2 separate regions of the Homo sapiens genome follow, and region 1 is linked to region 2. Evidence: read pairs that join two places in POLR2A ChIA-PET (ENCODE). Cell type or tissue: PC-9. All regions are shown on one strand. Links, peaks and the distances in the headings refer to the core of each region. The heading gives the core; the rest is flanking DNA.

What was found. ChIA-PET counts read pairs that join two places held together with the same protein. Peaks named below come from ENCODE experiments on the same cell type or tissue, not always from the same donor. Only the 100,000 strongest peaks of a DNase experiment are listed, where the experiment ranks them.
Region 1: POLR2A ChIA-PET joins it to region 2 with 6 read pairs; 3 of 35 experiments call an interaction of 5 or more read pairs at or near these places.

What each region holds. Positions count from the first base shown.
Region 1 is chr1:37,047,965-37,056,294 of GRCh38, forward strand. No RefSeq gene overlaps it. Among named protein-coding and RNA genes, the nearest start is that of GRIK3, 18 kb to the left of the region's middle. In PC-9, for the core only: no CTCF peak of the experiment used is centred there; a DNase peak (open chromatin) is centred at 4,317; H3K27me3 peaks cover 2,265 bases.
Region 2 is chr1:36,588,420-36,596,749 of GRCh38, forward strand. No RefSeq gene overlaps it. Among named protein-coding and RNA genes, the nearest start is that of CSF3R, 110 kb to the left of the region's middle. RefSeq lists enhancers at 555-1,055, 2,927-3,096 and a cis regulatory region at 3,012. In PC-9, for the core only: no CTCF peak of the experiment used is centred there; no DNase peak of the experiment used is centred there; H3K27me3 peaks cover 7,528 bases.

The sequences.
Region 1 (8,330 bases), core at 205-8,204, 460 kb after region 2:
CTCTGCCCCTCTGCCTAGGCCCACCATCTGCACTGACGGGGCCTCACGCTCTGCAGTGCAAAAACAGGGCAGGGGACAGGATTTCCAGGCTGCAAAAGGATTCCTTGTGGAGCCTGGTGATTTCCAAGGCAAATAACTCCAGCCAGGCCTCCTTGAAAACACCATGACACCCTCACGAACCCTGACTGAGACAGGGAGTTAGGACTTGATGGATAAACCTGGATTTTTCTCAGGGCTTGTGATTTGAGAGGAAGTTCATATATAGTGCCAAATTCGTAAAGGCTAGAATTCATATCTTTCCATATATTGGAGCCAATACATAGCACGTAATAGGTGTCAACAGATGCTTGCTGAATGAATAAAAAAATGAATATAAGATAGACCTGTAATCCCAGCACTTTGGGAGGCCGAGGCAGGCGGATCACGAGGTCAGGAGATCTAGACCATCCTGGCTAACACGGTGAAACCCCGTCTCTACTAAAAATACAAAAAAATTAGCCGGGCGTGGTGGTGGGTGCCTGTAGTCCCAGCTACTCGGGAGGCTGAGGCAGGAGAACGGCGTGAACCCGGGAGGCGGAGCTTGCAGTAAGCTGAGATTGCGCCACTGCACTCCAGCCTGGGTGACAGAGCGAGACTCCATCTAAAAAAAAAACAACAACAACAACAAGAAAAAGAGAATATAAGATAGATAAATAAAAGTATTTCTGTGCATGCAGTCATATACAATACTCATTATCCAATATATTTGTAACAATACTCATTATCCAACATTTTTGTAATACACACACACATCACTGTTTCTCTCCCAAAGAAGTGACATTAAGAAAATACATATTTTATATAACACATATGCATATTTATAAAGTATATCAAAACATATTTATGTAACATACATATTACATAAAAGACACTCTGCAGTACTTTCACATGTTGCGTTGCTTGGCTTTCATAATAACTCTGTGGAAACCATGGTGTGGCTCTGAGAGGCCCCATAACATGGCCAGGTTACCACAGGTAGCAAGTGCTAGAGGGGAGATTTTGGTCCAGGTGTAGCTCACTTCAAAGGCCACAGGAACCCAGCAAAAGGTTTGGAATGGGAAGTGAGGTCCAGATTGTGCTTTTATAAATGGCTCCACTTTCCCTGAACTGCATGGATTGGGACCAGAGGGCCTGGAGGCTGGAAGATGAGCTGGGGCCTATTGAGTAGAAAAAGTTTGTGCTGATAAAGTCCTGGCCCTGGATGACGGCGGTGAAAACAGAAAAGGGAATATTTCACAGGGAGGAGCCACAGGCCTCCAACAGACAAGAGGTTAGAGATGAAGGAGGCTGGGATGGTGATGAATGCGATCCCAGGAATACTTAGGTCTGGAGGAAACACTGGTTTAGGGAAGAGGGTGATAAGGGACAATGGGACCATAGGGCTTGAGATGTACGTAGATCATCCATTGGAAGTAAGGCTTGAGAGCTCGGGAAAGAGGGCAGAGATTGGCCAGATAGATTTGGCAGTTTTATCTTCATGGAGAAGGAAGGAAGCAATGATCAAAAATGAGATCTTCTATAAAGTGTAGACCCAGGAGAAAAGAAGCCAAGAATAGACTCTGGAAGCCCAGTTACCTAGGGAGGAAAAGGAGTTTGTAGGAGGGTAGGTTAGGGATACACACACAACATGCAAGCATGTGGACCTACGTGTGTGTTAAACACTCATGTGCATGCACACATACATGTCACACACATCAACATGCTCACATTTGTGTATGCATATGCACACATACATATATATGTGTATATGCAGTATGTGCATACACACACACCCATGGGTGCTTGGGGCAGAATCTCTCACAAAACACGGTAAGAAAGACTTGCAGGGCAAGTGAGAGAAGGAGCTTGGCTGCTCTGCCCCTGGGGGCTGAGCAGACAAAAGGGAGTGTGAAGCTTCACCCACATGGTGGCTTCCAGCAAGCTCATCTTCAGCAACCTGACCAGCTCCCCTCCAGTGCCCTGCCTTTCTCTCTCCTGTGGCCTCCTCCAGTTCTAGGATAGATGATCAGCAGATCATCTTCATGCCCTTTTCTCACTTGGAATGCACAAATCTCCATGTGCCTGTAGCCGGGACATTTCAGTATGGAAGTGACAGACTGGCAAGCTGGGCACCCCTCCCCATCCCCTATAGAGAAGGCTGCAGCTTTATTCATGGCTAGGATAGGGGAGGAGAGGGTTGTGATTTGGAGTGGGCATTCTGCTGCCTCAGTCTTCCCAGGTCAGCCTACACCTGGTGGCTTCACCATGAAGTGCCCAGGCCCTTGAGACATAGGAAAATCAGCCTTCTGGCTACCTGGTCCTCTTCTCAGAAAGCCCGTTCGTGTTTTCTCCATGATCCCTGACTCAGGTATAAATGGAGTAAATGTCCTTTAGCCTAGTCCCTGGGAGAACTGACCTGAGAGTCAACAAGACAAAGGGTGGTTAGATACAAGAAGGGGTTGGGCTGCTTCCCTTGCTTTCTGGGTGGGCTGGAGCCCTGCAGAAGGGTCAGATATCTTAGGTACCCTATTGTTGACTCTCCCCTCTGCCCTCAAGGCAATGAGTTCTCAGAAATTCACCACCTTGAGTCTTCCCAGACATTGCCAAATCTGGCTAGGGGTGCTTCTCCCACAATGTGTCAGTTGCACTCTTTTTCACAAGGAAGAGAAAATGTCTCAAGTTACTAGAGTAGGATTTTCATGGTAAGAATATCTATAATGCTTTCTGCTTGTTCAGTCTGCATCTCGAGCCTAGAATTTAACATGGACAAAGAGGCTTAAAACTCTCAGGGAGTAGATCTATTTGTCTGTCTGCCTCTACAGCTCTAACCTGCCATCCTCACAATAATTTTATGTCCGAGGAAGAAGAGGTGTAAGCTTCCATTTTGCAGATGAAGAAACTGAGGCCCTGGGAAGGCCATTGGTTTCGTAAGTGGCAGAGTGACAGCGCTGGCTTGTGTTTGGGCTGGAATCTGACAGACCTGGTTTCAATCCTGGCTTTGCCCTTTTGTTGTACAATGTCAAGAAGTTACCTGATCTCCATTTCCTGTTCTATGGAATGGGATAATAATACCCACTTGAGTGTTTGTGGTGAGGATTTGAGGGGATAAGGCAGCTTACGTACACGGGACAGCATCAGGGGTACAATGATACCCAGCAAATCTTAGCTGTTTGCTGGGACTTGATCCCGGGTCTCCTAACTTTGGGTCAGTGATCTTCCTCTGTAACTCTCTAGCACCTTGTGGTGTAGCAGCCCCCAAACAACTCCCTGAGGGTCTTTAGTTGGGTTTGGAGGTGCTTTTCCTGCCACCCTCACCCAGGCATTGGGTCGGAACCCAGCCCAATGTGCCTGCCTCTGTGGGCATGTGCAGTCGTGTATGCATGTGTGTGTGCCCCACCCAGCAGGCCAGGCTACTGTCCTTCTGCATTCTGCGTGTTCATTTCACTAATGGGAAATCACATAGTGGCCCAGAAAGGGAGCGGCAAGGCCATGCTGAGTATCCAAGCCAGACCCTGCGGGGCCTTGTCATTAGAGTTAATGCCAGACTCATGAATACCAGATGAATGCGCTGCACAGACCAGTCACTTAGGCTAAAGTGGGCCTGCTTTTCACTGGGAGACCAATTCTCCACCCTGGGGAGGCTGGGAAAAGGCCCCTTCCCTTTTAACCCATCTACCTCCACCACCTCCCCACCCGGGGCTCTCTCTGGGGCTGCTAATCGTCATCTGGGCCTTCTGGGAGATGGTTTAAAAGGAGGATTTGCAGGCACTTCACCGGGCTGTTTTTCTGGTGCTGCCTGCCTGCTCTCACTCCCTTCCTCCTCCCTACCAGCTTCTGCCTAGTTACAGGGAGTGGCTGGGGGCTGCCTACAAACCTTGTTCTGGCTTTGTAGCAGCTTGGCTGTTCCAGTCCCACCTCTGCTTCCCTGTGCAGGAGCCACATCTTTGGGAGATAATGAATCATGGGCTCCCAGTCAGGTTGGGTGGCTTGGGCAAGTAGAGGAACCTAAGTCTGGGGCAGGGAGGAGACGAAGGGTTAAGGAGAGCCTGCAGCTGGGTTCTGAAAGCCTCCATGATACCCAAAACAGAGATCCCAGCCTGATTCTGGAAATAAAGAACATTTTCAGGGGATAGGGATTGGGAAGAAAAGGTGCATGACCTACAAACCTGCCCAGAGGACATCAACCAGCAGGTCCCGAGCCCTTGACACCCAGAGACCTTCTCTCTGAACACCAGGAAGAGCCTCCACACAAGGTCTTGCTGTCTCAACATCTCTGCCTCACCCCTTGGACTTAATTTTTAAAGCCCTAGTCATTAAAATGTAAATAACCCCAAGAATGGAATCCAGTTAAGTCTCAGGGACTCCTGAATGAGTCAGATCATTTCCTGAATGCAGGATGGTTTGGGGTGAGGAAGACAAGAGCACAAGATTGCTATTCAGTGGGAAGAAGTGTTGGGGCAGGGTTGCAAAGACTCAGAAAAGGATAGGGCATATCCAGGTCTCCATGGCTCCATCCTGTTGCTAGTGGCAATGCTACGAGCTGGAAGGAGGCCTGGATTTTGATTCGAATATGTGATGCCTCCCAGACACCCTCAGAACACTGACCTCTGGATATATAGGGCTCCATCCCCTTCCACCTTCCATTGAACTCACACCTATAAGGGGCTGGCTCTGTAGAAAGTTTTTTACTCTCCTCTTAACCTATCCATCCATCCATTCTTTTGTCCATTCATCCATTCAATAAGCATATATCAAATACCTACTATGAGGGGAGGCACTTGGAAAGGAGCTGGAAATGCAAGGGTGAATTAAGCCAGTTCTATGGCCCCTGGCCTCATGGAGCATGCAGTCTGGTGAGGAAGTTAGACTTGAATCAAAGAGTCATATAACTAAATGGGTAAGAACAAACAGTGAGAAGTGTACTCTAAAGAAAGGTCACCCAGTTCTCTGGGAGTGATATCAGGGGACTTGAACTGAAGACAACACTTGGGTGGCCCGGCAGGGCCAATGAGCAGCGATGGAAGGGATGATCCCCCGTGGCCAGGAGGTTCCAGGAAGTCCCTACAGACAATGAGCCCTACATTTCCAAGGGAAAGGAGGAGGCAGAGGAGGACACTCTGCCTTTGCCTGTGCTGTTTCTTCCCAGTGGTCCACCCTCTCCATCAAGCCACACCTGGCAAGACCCAGTGTCAGCTACAGGAAATTTCCTCAGCAGTTCATTAGATAAGTTGAGTCAACTAGAGTCTAGACCACTGGAGATCGTCGAGTTCAATCTCCAGTTGTATGTTCAGGGGAAGTGCTACTCAGAGAGGGAAGGAGGCTTAGCCAAGGTCATACAGCATGTCCATGACAGACCTTGCATCATGCGATTGTGTTTTGCCTCCCCATCCCCCACCACTCTGCCACAGTCTGTTATAAGCACGATTATCTGGGTCATTGGCTCACCCTTAGCCACAGCCCAGTCCTGGGAAGATGGGAGGTGCCCAGGACACAACGGGTAACATTCATTAGTGACAAATATTAACAATCATAATCATAACATACATAATCATAACAAACAGCTACTATTGATTGAGCACCTACAGGTCTGAATAAATGTATCCAGGTCTGAGCTAAATGTGTCACACAAATCCTTTTAAATAACACTTCCTACAAAGCATCTGTGTGGTGGGTCCTAGTATGTCCAATTTTATAGATGCAGCATAGAGAGATCACCTCTATGACTTTAGCTATTTCCAATTAATTATTATTCGTATTAATAATGATACCAGTTAATGTTTATTAATCACTTACTACATGCTGCACACATGGATTAGTGTTTCTCATGGATTATCTTGTGAGGCTGTTAAGTAGATACTATTACCATTCCCAGCACAGGGAGGAAACTGAGCTCTGAGAGCTAAGGTTACTTACCCAGAATCACATGGCATGCAAATGGCAGAGCCTAGATGGGGATTAAGATTTATCTGATTCCCAAACCGTGGCCTTGACATTCTTATCCTAGTTTTCATAGGCCCCTACTAAAATTAGTGCATATTTTTGGGTGTCTGAGTACTTTTTTAGATAGGATGCAGAGCCTTCACCAGTTTTTCAAAGATGCCCACAATCCAAAAGAGGTTGAGGTCTCTGGGGCTCAGCCATGCCATACAGAGCTGGCCCTGTAGGGTTCTGGGCAAAGTGGGTGAGATGCTAAGTATCTTGGAGGAAGGTTCCCCACAAGGGAATTGCCAGGCCCAAGCTCAGGCCTGTCTCTGGGGCATTTAACACCCAGGAGTGCCCGGAAGCTTTTTATCCACTCAGTTCAGATGTTGGTGTCATGAAGACAGTTGTCCCTCTGCATTCTTGAGGGCAGCAATGAGCACTTGATTTTCTGAACTCTAGCAAGTCCTAACCTAGACTCTTGGCCCCTTGAAACTGCCCAAGCCAGGGAGATGGATGCTTTCATCAATAGGAATCTATGCCCTGGCTAATGGGTCTGAAAACTCAAGAAGCCAGGCTTCTGTGTCAGAGTATTCATAACTTCTCCATCCCAATGACTAAATTGATCAGCAAATTCTGTTTCCTTCTGAGTGATCATTGGTGAGCAGGTAGGAACCAGCCCCTCCACAACACCGCCCCCTCAGTAATAGCTCATGATTACCCTGATCGGGCAGCCGGCAGCTGGAGCAAGACCGTACAAGATAACTGATTGTTCATAATTGTCAACCAAATTGCATCCATGGTATCGAGCTTTAAAAATGGACCAAAAGAAGCATCTCTTATTGATCCCTTCAGGTTACAAACAAGATGCGACTGCTCCTCAGAACCGGAGACTGGGTTGGCATTGATTTTTATTCTTTTTCTCCTTTGAATAACCTGCAGTGGAATTTGAGAGCTGCTTTTTAACCTGAAATTTCTCAAGGTCTTGCTTTTCTGGAGGTTGCGGGAGAAGGGCTGTCAAAGATGGCTATTGTCCTGAGATACGGCTACACAAGCTGAGTAATTGGCTTCCTCATTGGAAGGGGGCAAGGGTGGCCCACCTCCTCTGACCCTCACCGTGACCCCTCTGCCCTCCTACGTCTCTGGTATAAGGCCTCTCTGCTGTGCATAAAATCCTCCACAAACCCCAAATTCAAGGGACTGGAAGGCCAGTAAACAGCCAGTCACATGATTGGCACTCAATAAATATCTGTCAACTGAATGCCCAATCAAAGCTAAAGATCAGTCAACTCTCCAGACATTGCCACATTTTCGATGTTTGATGATACGAACACTCAGCCTTTGCCACATCTGAAAAAATGGTAATAATGACACCTAATAACAATTACTTTTTTTTTTGAGACGAGGTCTTGCTCTATCGCCCAGGCTGAAGTGCAATGACAAGATGGTAAGTCACTGCTGCCTGGAACTACTGGGCCCAAGGGATCCTCCTGCCTCAGCCTCCTGAGTAGCTGGGACCACAGGTGCACACTGCCATGCCTGGCTAATTTTTTTTCTACTTTTTGTAGAGAAAAGGTCTTGCTTTGTTGCCCAGGCTGGTCTCAAACTCCCGACCTCAATCAGTCCTCCTGCCTCAGTCTCCCAAAGTGCTAGTATTACAGGCAACCATGCCCAGCCTTCACATTTTAATAACATGATTTTATCTTATTCTCACAGGAGCCCTATAAAGTAGGTATTATTTTTTCTCCCATTGTATGGATGAGGAAACAGAGGCAGAGAGAGGTGAAGTAATGTGTTCAAGGTCCCTGTGTGAAGCCAGGATCCACATTTGCAGGTATCAGATGTTGAAAAGTAGACTGCTACATGGTACTGCCTCCTGCACAGCAGGAGGAAGTCTCCAGTGCAGGAAGGATTGAGATCCAGCCAACAAACACTTGCTGGGTAGCCTACTGTGCTCTGAGCACCCTGCTGGCTGCTCTCTTCCCTGGTAGCCCATGTGGTCCTCACGTTTGCTTGGCAAAGCAGGTGTCATTACTGCTGCTTTACTGCTGGGGAAATACAAGCTCAGAAAGGAGAAATAATTCATCCACGGTCACACGGTCAGTAAGCAGAAAAGCTGTGATATGAACCCAGATCAGTATATCCCCCAAAGACCTGTGCAAAAAAGCACAGCAATGACATAAAAAAAGCCATCTCATACGTTACCCTTACCATTTGCAGCCCATGTTCTGTTCCATATTCTATAATAATCACCAGAAAGGGATTATTACTCCCATTTTACAGGCAAGGAAACAGACACACCCCAGAACATTAACACTGCTTTTCTTAGTTTTTGGTTAAGCCATACCTCAGGCCCATTTGATTCCAGGAAACTTTCTGCCAACAAGCAGGCT
Region 2 (8,330 bases), core at 69-8,068:
GGGGAGCCGTGTTCCAACCCTGGAAAAGCCCCGGGCTGAGGAGAGACATGGCAGAAACTTCCGGTCCCAATTCTCTCATTCTGACTTCCCAGATGGATCACCCCTGACCTCTCTTGGAGCCCAGTCCCAAACCTAGCACAAAGCTGAGTGAGGACTTCCAAGTCAGCCCTGGTGGGGCTGGTGCTCCTGGCCCCTCCCTGCCTGTCCCTGCCCCTCCTTGCCCATCCTCCCTGCTCATCCTTGTGCCCTGTGCTCCTGTTGGGTCCCTCGAGGGATTCTTGCAGGCCCCAGAAGCTTCTTCCAGACAATAACCCTGTCCCTGCTCCTGGGGACATGAGGTCCCCATCCCAGGAGGAGGAGAGGGGAAGCAGAGCTTCCTGGGCAGGGGTCAAGGATTTGCAGTCAAAACCCATAGGGAATCAGTTTGCTGGGAGGTTGAGGGTTGCTTCCAACCCCAGTAAGGCTTTGGGCCATGCCATGGTCCCTGCTCAGGTGGCCCTGCAGTCATGTCCCCTCACAGAAAAGCATCCCTGGGAGGTGGACTCAGCTGGACACAGGGCAAGGGGCCCTTGAAGGGTAGGGGCCTCCTGGGCAGGCATGGAGCTGGGTTGAGGGCAGAGGCCATGCAATTCCCCCTCCCCACCTGGAAGAGGGAGCTGCCAGCTCCTCCGCAGCAGTCAGAAGGGCTCCCAGAGGACCTGGCCTCCCCAACACGCTTGGAGAGCTGGTTACGGTTTGAGTTAATGCTCCTTAGAAGGAGCCGATGGGTCCCTCCGGGGCCTTTCGGGAGATTACAGATCGCATTCAAACCAATCCACCCTGGAGAGGAAGGGGGAGAGGGAAGGCGAGTGCACTAAATCAGCCATCTGAGCCCAGGAAGCCAGGAAACCTGGAGAGGGCTGGAGGCAGCACCAGAACAGTGGTAAGGCAAACAATTCCAGAGAGCAAACTGTGTGCTAGCCCTGGTCCTAGTAGTCTAAGGGATCAGCCTCACCTTGGCCTATCGGGTAGGTGCTATTATCGTGCCTATTTGACAGATGAGGAAACAGACTCCAAGAGAGGTTAAGCCACTTGCATAAGGTCACAGGGCCACTAAGTGGGGCATCAGGGATTCGAACCCAGGCAGCCTGGCATCCCAGCAGCACTGCTTACCACAGTGCTGCAAGGTAGAGCAGCACCTGGCACTACATCAGGAAGTGGATACAACCAGGAGCTGGTGCTGATGTTGAGACCTGGCTGAAGCTGTGTGGACAGGCGCTGGCCTGAGCTCATGCCTGCAGAGAACACTCCCTATTCTTCTTTGTGTCCAGTGGGCTTGTGGGGGAGACATGGAGCTCACATTCCTGGGATCCCTTCCTCTCGTTGGAGTCTCAAGGGATAGGGGGTCTGAGAGATGGTCCACCTTTACCACTCCTGGCTCACCCTGCCTGGATGGTTGACCATTCACTCGTACTGAGGCCCAGGACAGAGTCTGCTTCTCCGATATTTTTTGGGAGGAGATATTCAGGTCTGGGCTGTGCTCTGCTCTGAGGGGGCTGGTGGGAGAGGGTTGGGCTTTCAGGGAAGGTTCTAAGGGGCTGGTAGCTGCAAGGGCATTTACATCAGGAATAGCACACTCTCAGTCATGGGTAGCCCTATCTCCTACTCCTGGGCCAAGGCAGATCTCCATCTGACCTCAAGCTGGCTGTGGGATATGACAAAAGTTCCTAACCCGGAGCTGGAGGGAGGGTGGGTGGGTGTGGCCGCAAAACAGACAGCCGAAAGACACTATCCTGAGAGACCAAAGAGCCTTCTCCAGCCCTCCTGTCCCCCGGAGTCTCAGGTACCTGAAGTCCCAGGCCACTTTCTTGCTTAAACATTTTCAATGATTTGTAATTGCCTGCAGAATAAAGCTCAGTTTGGGCTGCATCTGATTTCCAAAGTTCTTTCATCTTAGCCTGTTGCGGCCAGTCAGTGTACAAGGAGTCTCAAGGGAAGAGCCGGGACAGGGCTGGGAATGTGCAGCCTCCAAGGGCCCCTTGACAGTGTCGCTATGGAGGTATTCAAGGTTACATTGTTACTTCTCTGGGACACACACCCACTCAAGGCCTGGCCAGAGGGGCGGGCTCATTTGTGTGGTTCATTAGGGGATGAATCCCTTCCTTTCTTCCCCTATGGGCTGGGCTTCAGAGTCCCTTTCTCTGTACTTTTTGCTGCCTTATCCCACAGAATCCTGGATTTGGCAGGGTAACTGATACAATGAAAAACGGCAAATTGCAACTTCGGGGTGTAAACAAAATGCAGCATTATTTGTTTCTCCCACTGTGCTTTTGCATTTTATCCTCATGGCTTATTGTTTCACTTTCAGGTAAGAAGGCCATTAAAAAGTCACTTTTAGGCATAAAATAGGTTTCAATTACAAAATAAGGATGTATAGTCCCAGACGATAATCCACATTTCACATCTGATTTAAAGTCGAATCTTTTCCCTCTTGTGGAGGGAATCTGGCTTGTGACCAGAACAGCTGACAGATTGCAGGGGACAGGGCATGCTGTAACTGAGTCCTCCAGGGCTGGGGAAGGGGATGGAGGAAGGGAGGAGGGCAGTGAACTTCCTTTCTCATTCATTCTTGGGTGCTGACTGACGATACGCATCTCCGTCCGTTTCCCCTCAGCTTCCACGTCTCTAATGGGCCCTCTCCACACAGACTGTTGCTGTTGAGTCCCAGCTCTTCCTGGAAGTCCCCGTGGGCATGACTCAAAATGGTCCCGAGCTGTTCTCTTTCTGGGCTCAGCAGTGAGCACACAGCCTTTGTCCCCTCATGCACTGGGCATGCAGACACCCCCAGGGCAGCTGCTTCTCTTCTGCCATAGTCTCTTGCCTATGGTAGGAGTTAGACCCCAGGATGGAGTCTTAGTCAGGCCCCACACTTCATTAGGCACTGTCTGTTGCATCTTGGTGCCTCCGTGAAAACTTCTTTTTAAAATCCCAACGCGTTACATGTGTCAGAGGACAGTTCCGCCTCCTGCCTACGACAGAGGGTTGGTAACAGGGTGTCCAGAACCAGCCATATCCAGCTGCCTGTGGCGCCCCCCTCAGCCCTTCCCTGCACATTGGCCATCAGGCAATAAGACTGATAGGAAATTGTCAATCTGAGTAAACTATAGAATATCGAACCCCAGTTCTATCCTCAACTTGGTGTGTGACCTTGATAGATGTTGTGGCTTCTTCATGCTTCAGTTTTGTCATCTGTGAAATGGGCACACTAGTATTTACCTCATAGATTGTTGAGAAGAATAGATGAGACAACCAAAAATACTTCGAGCAAGATGCTTGGCACACAGTAAATATCAATAAGTAACAATTTATTATTGTTCTTATTATCTACATACTCTGGAATTTGGGGGGAAGTGGGGAATAGTAAGAGCATGGGCTATGGAATTTGGAGCAAGACAGATCTGGTTAGACTCTGGCTCAAGTTTTGTGACTGGCCAAATTACTAACCTTCTCTGAGCCTCAGTTTCCACAGCTATAAAATGGGCTGCCACTCTCCCAGTTTGCCTCAGGGTTGTTGTGGGGATTTATTGAGAAAAAGTTGATAATGCTCTGAACTCAGAATTTAGTTTATACTAGGCAATTGATAAAGCGCAGCCATTGTATTCTATTACTGACGGGATACTGGGTTTTCCCAGAGCTCTAGGAAGTGCCAGTCCTCACCGATGCCCCTTTAAATCAGCCACGCTGCCCTGACTTTATCTGTGCCACTTTAATCACCAAGGAAACAGTGGAGGGACCCAGATATCACTGAGAAGCCCTTGATTGAGAATTACTGCACCTCACAGGCAGGAATCTCTCCTCCGTTGCCCTTGTCCTGGTGTTGCATGTTGGAATGCAGCTCTCCATGGTCAAGACCTGGGAACTCAGCCTCAAATTAAATGCAAACAGATGGATATCTCTCATCTGTGTTTTACTCCGACTCTCCAAGCCATCCTGGAGAATAGGGGAGCTGCGTCTCGGGCCTGCCTTGCTAATGAGCAGGATCATTTTCTGTACCCTCCTCTTGCCATAAAAAGAGAAGAATTGCTTTTCTGTTTGGCAATCCAGTATCAATATTTCCAGAGTGATATGACAAATAAAACAACCCCAGGCTTTATGAATCTTCTGATAGCTTGGGGAGACTGTGGGAGGATTGCTGGGAGTGTGGCTCCCCTCTTCCTTGGTCTCACCCCCTACCCATGCAGAGCGACCCAGAGAGTCAAGCTGGGTTAGAGACTCACAGGTGGAAAAGCCCCTTGGAAACAGACGGAGGTCCAGACAGAAGATGGATGTGCCCAAGTTCGCAGGACAGAGCTAGTACTAGAAACAGGTTTCCCAGCTCCCTGTTCCATACTTTCCCACTAAACTGAGATTTCCAAACTTTTAAAAAGTTACAGAATCAGGCCAGGTGCAGTGGCTCATGCCTGTAATCCCAGTACTTTGGGAGGCTGAGATGGGTGGATCACGAGGTCAAGAGATAAAGACCATCCTGGCCAACATGGTGAAACCCTGTCTCTACTAAAAATACAAAAAATTAGCTGGGCATGGTGGTGGGCACCTGTAGTCCCAGCTACTTGGGAGGCTGAGGCAGGGGAATCTCTTGAACCTTGGAGGCGGAGGTTGCAGTGAGCCGAGATGGCGCTACTGCACTCCTGCCTGGCGACAGAGTGAGACTCCGTCTCAAAAAAAAAAAAAAAAAGTTGCAGAATCTAATACAGAAATTCAACACAGAAAACAGATAAAGCAGAGATGCTCCGGTTGAAGTGTGTTTGGCAGAGGGGCAGGAGCTCAGCCTAGTGTCCTCCCACACCGTGGTTGGCCCTTGAAACTCATTCAAGGAACCCTAGGGTTCTATGGCACCCAGTTAAAAAAATTCTGCAGATTCTCAACATCTGCATTTGGGGAAGAACGTTTGGAAGTTTGGACTCTAGTCTTTTTGAAAACAACCAGAATTTTGGGATTCTGCTTTGTTGCCTCTCCTTCCCCGTGAGCATTTGCTAAGAAAGGACAGGGCCAGGTGCGGTGGCTCATGCCTGTAATCCAGCACTTTGGGAGGCCGAGGTGGGCAGATCTCCTGAGGTCAGGAGTTAGAGACTAGCCTGGTCAGCATGATGAAACTCTGTTTCTACTAAAAAAAAATACAAAAAATTTAGCTGGGGTGGTGGTGCATACCTGTAGTACCAGCTGCTTGGGAAGCTGAGGCAAGGATAATTGCTCAAACCCAGGAGGCAGAGGTTGCAGTGAGCCAAGATCGCACCACTGTACTCCAGTCTGGGTGACAGAGCAGGACTCTATCTCAAAAAAAAAAAAAAAAAAAGAAAAAAAAGAAAGGATGGGGAAGCTGCCGTTCAGTTTCAGAAGAAAGGGTCAAGAAGAGACAAAGCGTCTGAGTGGGATGGGATGGAATCTTCTTCTGGGACCTGACTTCTCTCTAGCTGGGTAGGGTCAACATTTCCTCTCGGTGAGCAGTAGGAGCCAGTCTGTGAGGGACTGCCTCCCCTCCTCTGGATCCTGGAAGGGGAAAGGACTCCTGGGTTCTCAGTCCTGTGCTGTTGGGGGCAGCTGTATGTCTGCTGGCAAGGCAATTCACTGGTCTAAGCTAAGCCTGTTCACCTCTGAAACAGGCACGACGACATGACCTGGGTTGTTGTATGATTCAGTGAGCGAAAGGGCATACAGGTGACTGACCAAGTTCCTGGTTCATAAGAAGTGCTCTATAATTGTTAGTCCTTAACTTCACGTGTTCATTTTTTATTCAACAGATGTTGATTTGAAGCCCTGGGCCCTGGGCTGGTTGCTAAGGCTACGGAGCTGGCTGGAATGATTGCTGGTTGGAAGAGGTGGGGCTGCACAGGGTTCCTGGCCCTTGCTGCTCGTACCTGTGCTAATGCCCTCCCTCCTTTGTCCTCAGCCCCTTCTTACCAGAGCAAAAAGGGATTACGGAGTCCATTGGTTTTTCAAGTCTTTTTTTTTTTTTTTTAAAGCAAGAAGCTGTTTGTAAAAATAAGTAATAATGATGGAATTCTTACTATGGGAACAATTTTAGCTCCTAAATATCCTGTGATTCTACCATTATGTCCATTTTGCAGCTGAAGCAATTGCTTCAGGAGGTTAAAGAATGTTCCTAATGTCAGCCATTCTACATGGTGGCTCACGCCTATAATCCCAGCACTTTGGGAGGCCAAGGTGGGTGGATCACCTGAGGTCAGGAGTTCGAGACTAGCCTGACCAACATGGTGAAACCCCATCTCTACTAAATTCAAAAAATTAGCTGGACATGGTGGCGCATGCCTGTAATCCTGGCTACTCGGGAGGCTGAGGCAGGAGAATTGCTTGAACCTGGGAGGCAGAGATTGCAGTGAGCCGAGATTGTGCCATTGCACTCCAGCCTGGGCAATAAGAGAGAAACTCCACCTCAGAAAACCCCCCAAAAACAAACAAACAAAACAAACAAACAAACAAACAAACAAAAAACCATGTCACAGAGCTTATGTGAAATTCTGATACATGAGGAGGATCTAAACAGGCCTCAAAAAAGAAACTGGGGCTCCAGCTTTCCCTTTAACCCCTCCCTGCCACATAGTCCTAGCACGTAGTTTAAGCACTGTGGATGCAGGTCAACTTTCTCATCTGCTGAAAGAGGGAAGTGAGGAGCCTTGGTCAAGGTCATTCATTTAACCCAGTGGCAGAGCTGGCACCTAAGCCCAGGGCTCTGGACTCCCGGCTCAGGGCCACATCCTTGGCTGCATCAGGGGACATGGAGCATCATTTTGGCTATGTGAGATGATCTCCTTGGCCCCTTTTAGTGAGATCACTTCTGAGCGCTCTTCTGTAGTGGGGCTGGGCTGGGCTGGGCTGATCTGGGCTGATCTGGACTAGGCTGTCCTGTAAGGGAGGCTGAATAGAACCCTCCTTGAGGGGAGAAATGGCTCACTTCTTGGACTCCCAGGCAGCCCCTCGTTCAGACTTCTTTTCTTTTCTCTTTGAACTTCCCCAAGTTACAAACCACACAATTAAGGGCTCTCTAGTAAGCCATCCATCTTGTCCCATAAAGAGAGAGCTGCAAGCCTCCCGCCGGCTTCCTCCTCCTCTGGGAGGGGATCAATACCTTATCTCAGTCGGGCCTGTGTAGAGAGGAAGGAGGGAAATGAAAGCACTTAATTAAGGCGCAGAGGAGCGGAAAGGGAACACTGCGTCCTCCCTGCTCCCATATCTCCCCTCTGAAGGCAGCGGGCAGCTGCAGAGTCCATGAGACTTAAGTCTCGTCTGCTCAGGCTGCAGCCCCCGCTGCAGGAGGCCGAGGAAGAGGTGTTGAAGTTAAGAACTACAGGGGGCCCTAATGTCTGGGCCCAAGCTACAGCTTGCCCCAAATGCAAATACCCCATTTTTTTTTTTTTGAGATGGAGTCTCGTTCTGTCACCCAGGCTGGAGTGCATTGGCATAGTCTCGGCTCACTGCAACCTCTAGCTCCCGGGTTCCAGCGATTCTCCTGCCTCAGCCTTCCGAGTAGCTGGGACTACAGGTGCGCAACAGCACGCCTGGCTAATTTGTGTATTTTTAGTAGAGATGGGGTTTCACCATGTTGGCCGGGCTGGTCTCGAACTCTGACTTCAAGTGATCCACCCATCTCAGTCTCCCAAAGTGCTGGGATTACAGGCATGAGCCACAGTGCCCGGCCCCCATTCTTTATTGTCCAGCCCACTGCCATCCCAAGCAGGCGCGGCCCTGGCTGTGGACGGTGAGGAGGGGTAGTAAGCAGCAAGCATCCTGCCTGAAAGTGCCCTCCGGGGCCTAAATTTCCTCCACGAGAGTGTATTCTGTCAGCTAAGGAAAGCTTTCTTGGCTTTATGTGCCTTGATGACTATAAATGCTTACAGGAGGGAGATCCTCTTCTGTGCTGCAGAGAGAAAGCAGCTCGGTTCAGGGTCCACATTTCCCTTCCTGTTAGGCCCTGGGAAGTACTTAAAAACAGCCCTCCGTGCACTGGGAAGGTGAGTGCCCACATGGAAAAGCATCATGCACTTGAAAGACCTATTGCCAGAATTTTCTGGGCTGTTCAAAAGTCCCTCTGCCACCCGAGGTTCTTCCTTGCTATCCTGTGTGACTCTCTCCTCTGGGAACCTGGCTGTTGACACTCGGGCATCTCTTGCCTCCTTGGCTCCTGGTGCCTTCTGTCCTGACTGATGCCAGACTGTCAGCCTTCACAAGCCCTGTGGCTGCCTGGCCTAGATGTGATCCTTGCCTCTGGCTTTTCCAAAGGTGACTCTCATCACACCTCTAGCCTTTCACATCCAGCTCCAGGACAGTGGGTGGCA